Regions from separate parts of the Homo sapiens genome. Here region 1 is linked to region 2. Evidence: read pairs that join two places in POLR2A ChIA-PET (ENCODE). Cell type or tissue: Caco-2. All regions are shown on one strand. Each heading gives the region's core, and the rest is flanking DNA. Links, peaks and the distances in the headings are about the cores only.

The links. Peaks named below come from ENCODE experiments on the same cell type or tissue, not always from the same donor. Only the 100,000 strongest peaks of a DNase experiment are listed, where the experiment ranks them.
Region 1: POLR2A ChIA-PET joins it to region 2 with 6 read pairs; 2 of 35 experiments call an interaction of 5 or more read pairs at or near these places.

Annotation. Positions count from the first base shown.
Region 1 is chr2:159,673,274-159,676,204 of GRCh38, forward strand. It overlaps a transcript of BAZ2B not described here. Among named protein-coding and RNA genes, the nearest start is that of MARCHF7, 38 kb to the right of the region's middle. In Caco-2, for the core only: no CTCF peak of the experiment used is centred there; no DNase peak of the experiment used is centred there.
Region 2 is chr2:159,270,769-159,273,699 of GRCh38, forward strand. WDSUB1 (WD repeat, sterile alpha motif and U-box domain containing 1) reads right to left here. Exons shown (of 11, transcript NM_001128212.3): 5 at 934-1,027. Among named protein-coding and RNA genes, the nearest start is that of WDSUB1, 14 kb to the right of the region's middle. RefSeq lists enhancers at 918-1,419, 1,420-1,919. In Caco-2, for the core only: no CTCF peak of the experiment used is centred there; a DNase peak (open chromatin) is centred at 1,643.

The DNA of each region.
Region 1 (2,931 bases), core at 244-2,743, 400 kb after region 2:
TTCATGAGGCAAATGCAAATTAAAACTACACTAAGATACCATTTCTTACCTTTAGACCAGTAAAAACTCTAAAGTTTGACAATTACTCTGTTGGTGAGGCTGTGAGGAAATAGGAACTTAACCATTGCTGGTGGGATATAAAATGCTATAATCTCTATAGGGAAGAATTTGGCAACGTCAAACAAAACTACAAAAGTGTTTATCCTTTGATTTAACAATTCCATTTCTGGAATTTACCCTGAATATACAGCTCTAAATGCATAAAAATATGTATGTACAAGGTGATGAATTGTAGCATTATTTGTAATTGCAAACCACAGGAAAAACACATAAATGCTCTTACATTAGTAGGTTAAACTATGGACACCCACAGACTGCACATCACAAATTATGTAGCTGTAAAAAAAAAAATGAAGATATCTATGAACTGATAAAAATATATCCACGATATATTAGCCAAAAATCAAACAAATCAAAACTATAAAAAAGTACATAGAGTAGCTATATTTTCTGAAAGAAATAAGAATATATAATTACATGTGAAGATATACATATTTTCGCACACACACAGAATGAAAACCAAAAAGTAGAACAAACAAATCCTGTAGAGGAATGATAACCAGAAATGAAAAAAACTAGTTATCTAAAGAAGATGAGTGAAAGAGTAGAAGGGACAGAAGAAGGAATGACATTTCATTGATTACATATTTTTGTATAGTTTTTATTTAAGAACATTTAAGAGTAAATGACATAATTAATTTTTTTTTTTAATTTAAAAGAACAGGCACGTCAGATGCAGTGGCTGATACTTGTAATCCCAAGCACTTTGCAAGGCTGAGGTGGGCAGATTGCTTGAGCCAAGGAGTTCAAGACCAGCCTAGGCAACATAGTGAAACCTTGTCTCTACAAAAACTACCTGAGTGTGGTGGCATGTGCCTGTAGTCCCAGTTACTTGGGAGTCTGAGATGGGAGGATCACCTGAGCCCACTAAGTGAGGGCTGCAGTAAGCTGTGATCACACCATTGCACTCCAGCCTGGGCAACGAAGTGAGACTCTGTCTCAGAAAAAAAAAAAAAAGAAAGAAAGAAAAGGAAAAGGAAGGGAAGGGAAGAAAAGAAAAGAAAAGAGAAGAGAAGAAAAGAAAAGAAAAAAGAATGGAGGCTGGGCGCGGTGGCTCATGCCTGCATTCCCAGCACTTTGGGAGGTTGAGGTGGGCCGATCACTTCATGTTATTAGTTGGAGACCAGCCTGGCCAACATGGTGAAACTGCATCTCTACTAAAAAATACAAAAATTAGCCGGGTGTGGTGGCACGCATCTGTAATCCCAGCTACTTGGGAGGCTGAGGCAGGAGAATCACTTGAACCTGGGAGGCAGAGGTTGCAGTGAGCTGAGATTGCGCCATTGCAGTCCAGCCTGGGTGACAAGAATGAAGCTCCGTCTTAAAAAAAAAAAAAAAAGAATGGGGAAAACCTAAAGTTGAATACCTGAAGAAACAAATAAATGTAAGGATTTCTGAATAAATAACATAGCCATATAGAACAAGGAAAATAACTAATCCAAATAATTTCTGAACACAGTATTTGAAGTATATACCTTTCACTGGAAAATAAAGAGAAATGCAAAAATTTCTTGAGCTCTACCTTAAAAGTCTATTGTTTGTAATAACATTGGAGCAGCATTTTTGTATGATTTTGTATTTGTCGCAGCATTAAGCAAATGAGTAAATATATAAAACGCTCTTGGGGAGCCAGAGTACCTCACTGGAAGAGAAGGAACACACAAATACGGAACTGGGGAGGACAAGACAGAATCCTCTCATTTTAGACTGGAATAAGATTTATTATAAGCTGGCACAGAGGCTCTTACTTGTAATCCTAGCACTTTGGGAAGCCTGGGTGGGAGAATCACTTGAGGCCAGGAATTTGAGACTGTCTCTATTATAATAAGTAAATTAAAGAGGCAATAAAATATTAAAAATTTTTTAAAGTTATCAACACATCACACTTCTTCAGTTAAAAAAAAAAACGCACAACAGAATACAGTTTAACAAATGTTAAATGAGCCCATTAACTGTAAAAATCCTCTGATTCCTGAATCATAGATAGGAAAAATTTGTATACATCAGTGAAGCTATTCACTATTTCTGGTGAAGATAGGATATGAGGGAATAAGTTTAAGGTGAAAATATGATAGCAATGTATGTAGAGTTTTATAAAGGGAAACCTCTCCAGTTATAGAATTGTGAAACCAAAGAAAGACAATCTGAAGAAATACTAAAAAACGGATCAATTATTTTTTGGAGATAATTAAGGTACAATTTTATCTAAAATAATGTACAGAAAATGATTCTCCAGATTTCCCCAACTGATTTCATAATTATCTACCTATTTTCATATTTCCCCATATATCATCTCTTTAAAGAATATAACGAAATCCCAGCTTTTCTAAGTGAAAGGTTTCAATTACCTTTGTTTCTTTTTTTTTGAGATCGGGTCTCACTGTCACCCAGGCTGGAGTGCAGTGGCGTGATCCTAGCTCACTGCAACTTCCACCTCACAGGCTTAAGCTATCCTCTCACCTCAGCCTCCCAAGTGACTGGGAATACAGGCGCACCCCCTACGTTCGGCTTTTTCTTTTTTTGAGACGGAGTCTCACTGTCACCCAGGCTGGAGTGCAGTGGTGCGATCTAGGCTCACTGCAACCTCCACCCCCCAGGTTCAGGTGATTCTCCTGCCTCAGTCTCCCGAGTAGCTGGGATTACAGGCACCTACCACCGCACCCGGCTAATATTTGTATTTTAGTAATGATGAGGTTTCACCATCTTGGCCAGGCTGGTCTTGAACTCCCGACCTCGTGATCCACCTGCCTCGGCCTCCCAAAGCGCTGGGATTACAGGCATGAGCCACCACGCCTGGCCTAGGCTAATTTT
Region 2 (2,931 bases), core at 169-2,668:
AACTGTGAAAAGGCAAATCTAGAGGCTGGGAAAATATATTTGCAACTAGCAACAAATGGCTCAAATATAAAAATACACACACACACACATACATATATAACAACAAATCAGTAAGAAAAAGATAACCTAGAGAAAAAAATGGGCCGGAGGCATGAACAGGCACTTCATACAAGAGAAAATACATATGGCTAATAAACTTCTGAAAAGGTTCCAACCACTTTGTTCTGGGGAAACGCAAATTAAAACCATAGTAAGGCAACACTACACACTCATCAGAACGGCTAAAATTTTAAACACTCACAATACCAAGTACAGGCTAGGATACAAAACAACACTGCTATAGAAGTATTAATTGTTCAGCCACTTGGAAACTGTTGTTATCTGCCAAAGTTGAAAATGCACGTATTCTATGACTCAGCAAGGCCATTCCTATGTACTTATCTTACAGAAATGCATGAACATGTACACCAGGACATACAATATATTCATAGAATTATTATTGTAATGCCCTCAAACCAGAAACAATCATATAACCATTAACATTAAAATGAACTATTATATATATTATAATGTATCCATGCCATGGAATATTACACAGCAATGAAAATCAAAGGGCCACAGCTCCAGGCAATAATATGAATTAATGTCACAAGTGTAATGTTGGGTACAGGAAGCCTGACAAAATAATTCATATTGCATAATTTGTTTTAGGTCAGTTTTAAAGAAAACAGCAGTAGTGCATATGATCTAACATGTTGTCACCAAAAAGGGGCACTTGCAAGGGGAGGGCTTCTGGGGCAGAACCAGCAATGTTCTATTTCTTGACCTTTGTGGTGGCTCATCAAGCTATTCTTTGAGGTTTCATGTACTTTTCCGTGTGTCTGTTTGATTTCATATAAAAATGGTTTAGGAAAATTAAACCAACTAGCTTACCCTGAGACTAGCATCTGCCCATCATGGGAAAAAGCACAAGCCAGAACAGGAGCACAGTGCCCACTCAGTGTACTTTTATATTTTAATTCAAAACCTGCAAATAACAAGGTAACAGAGATTAGAAAGCTGACCATGCTTAGAATTGATTTTTAAGTCAACACCATTTCACTTATTTATTTAACAAATAATCTTTGAGTGCCTAAAGGACACAAAAATTAAAAATCCTCATGCAGCTCAGATATCTATAAGGAAATAATTGGGATGCAGTGTGATTAACTGGTTTCTGTTGACTAAAGAATAAAGTCAAATTTTTAAAGAATTGAAGTAGCTTTACTCAGAAGTCTTACTGAGGACTACAGACTAAGGCCTATGGCCTGGGAGCTACAGGGCAATCTGTAAGACCACTCCCAAGCAGCGTTTCAGCCCGCTGCGTACATACAGGTGGTAGAGGTTTAGTATGTGCAAAATCACGTCAAACAGAAGTTACATTAAAGCAGAATCACCTCAAGGTCTGGGTTTAAGAGTACATCTGGTTATAGATTTCTAAAGTGCATTCGGTTACGGATTGCAGAAACATGATCACTAACCCCACTGGACGTTATCTCAGGTAAGAAAAGGCAAGGCTGGGCTCATTTATCTTTTAAGGAATGTAGTGACTCAGGGAAGAGACATGGGGGACTCTGTGCTCTCCTCTGTTTTGTCTTCAAGGCATTCCTCCAGAGAGCTGCACATTGTCATAGAGTCGGGGGATTTGTCAAATTATGCTGGCAAGCAGAAAGGAGCAAACATGGCTTCTTGTGTTTGTTACCCTGTCTCACATTTCAAAAGCTCAGTAATGGATTTTAAAAAGCAGTTCAACAAAGGCTAGATGGGGTAATTTCATAACTACCAAAATTTTTAACTTTTAAACTATACCACAATTTTAGTGTCTGATAAAAACAAAATACGCCAATTGCCCAAAAGACTTAAAAAAATGCTTACAATTTTTTAAATCTGGCACTTAAAAATATTTTCTCATCCTGTAAAAAAATACTTTCTCATCCTGTAAATAATCAATGGTAATTTACACATCTTGTAATTCCAATATTATCTTTATAAAATATAACACTCCTACAAAGTATAAAAAGGTATAAAATCCTTTTCATGCTTTTAGAATTACTAAATATAAACATCACAACTACTTTAAAAGTATACTGAGGGAATTCAATATATTTTGGTGACAACCTATAAAAATAAAAAGAAATTGGCAGGGGTTGGGAAAGAAGGAAAAGGAAATACACGAGGGAAATTTATAACTACATCAGACACAATAAAACCTTTTTTGAAGTGTTAAATGTCTTTTAGTGAGGATAACAAGCATTTAACTAAAGAAAAAGGTCATCAGAGTAAGTAAAAGTTTCAAGCTCAAAACAGGAAAAAATATATATTTTTATCTGGGAGAGCAGAGACACACACTAAAGACACCGTGCTAAGTGCTAGAAATACAATGATAAACTTCAAAAGGCTTTAATTCTAACTGGGAACAGAGCAATAAATAGGCATGATTAATCAAACAAAGCAAACATATTAAGTTGCACACCAAATTAAGACTATAAAACTTCAATACAACAATAATAGGTTATGTCCTCAAGTATAAGACCCATATGTCTCTCTACTCCTCCCTACAAATAAGCAAATAATAAGGTACAAATGGTGATAAATGCTTTATGAAAAGATTTTATTTTTATTATTTTTTTTTTGAGAGCATCTCCTTCTGTCACCCAGGCTGGAGTGCGGTGGTACAGTCTCGGCTCACTGCAACCTCCGCCTCCTGGGTTCAAGTGATTCTCCTGACTCAGGCTCCCAAGAAGCTGGGACTACAGGTGTGCACTACCACACCTGGCTAATTTTTGTATTTTTGTCAAGACAGGGTTTCACCATGTTGGCCAGGCTGGTATCAAACTCCTGACCTCAAGTGATCCACCTGCCTCAGCCTCCCAAAGTGCTGGGATTACAGGT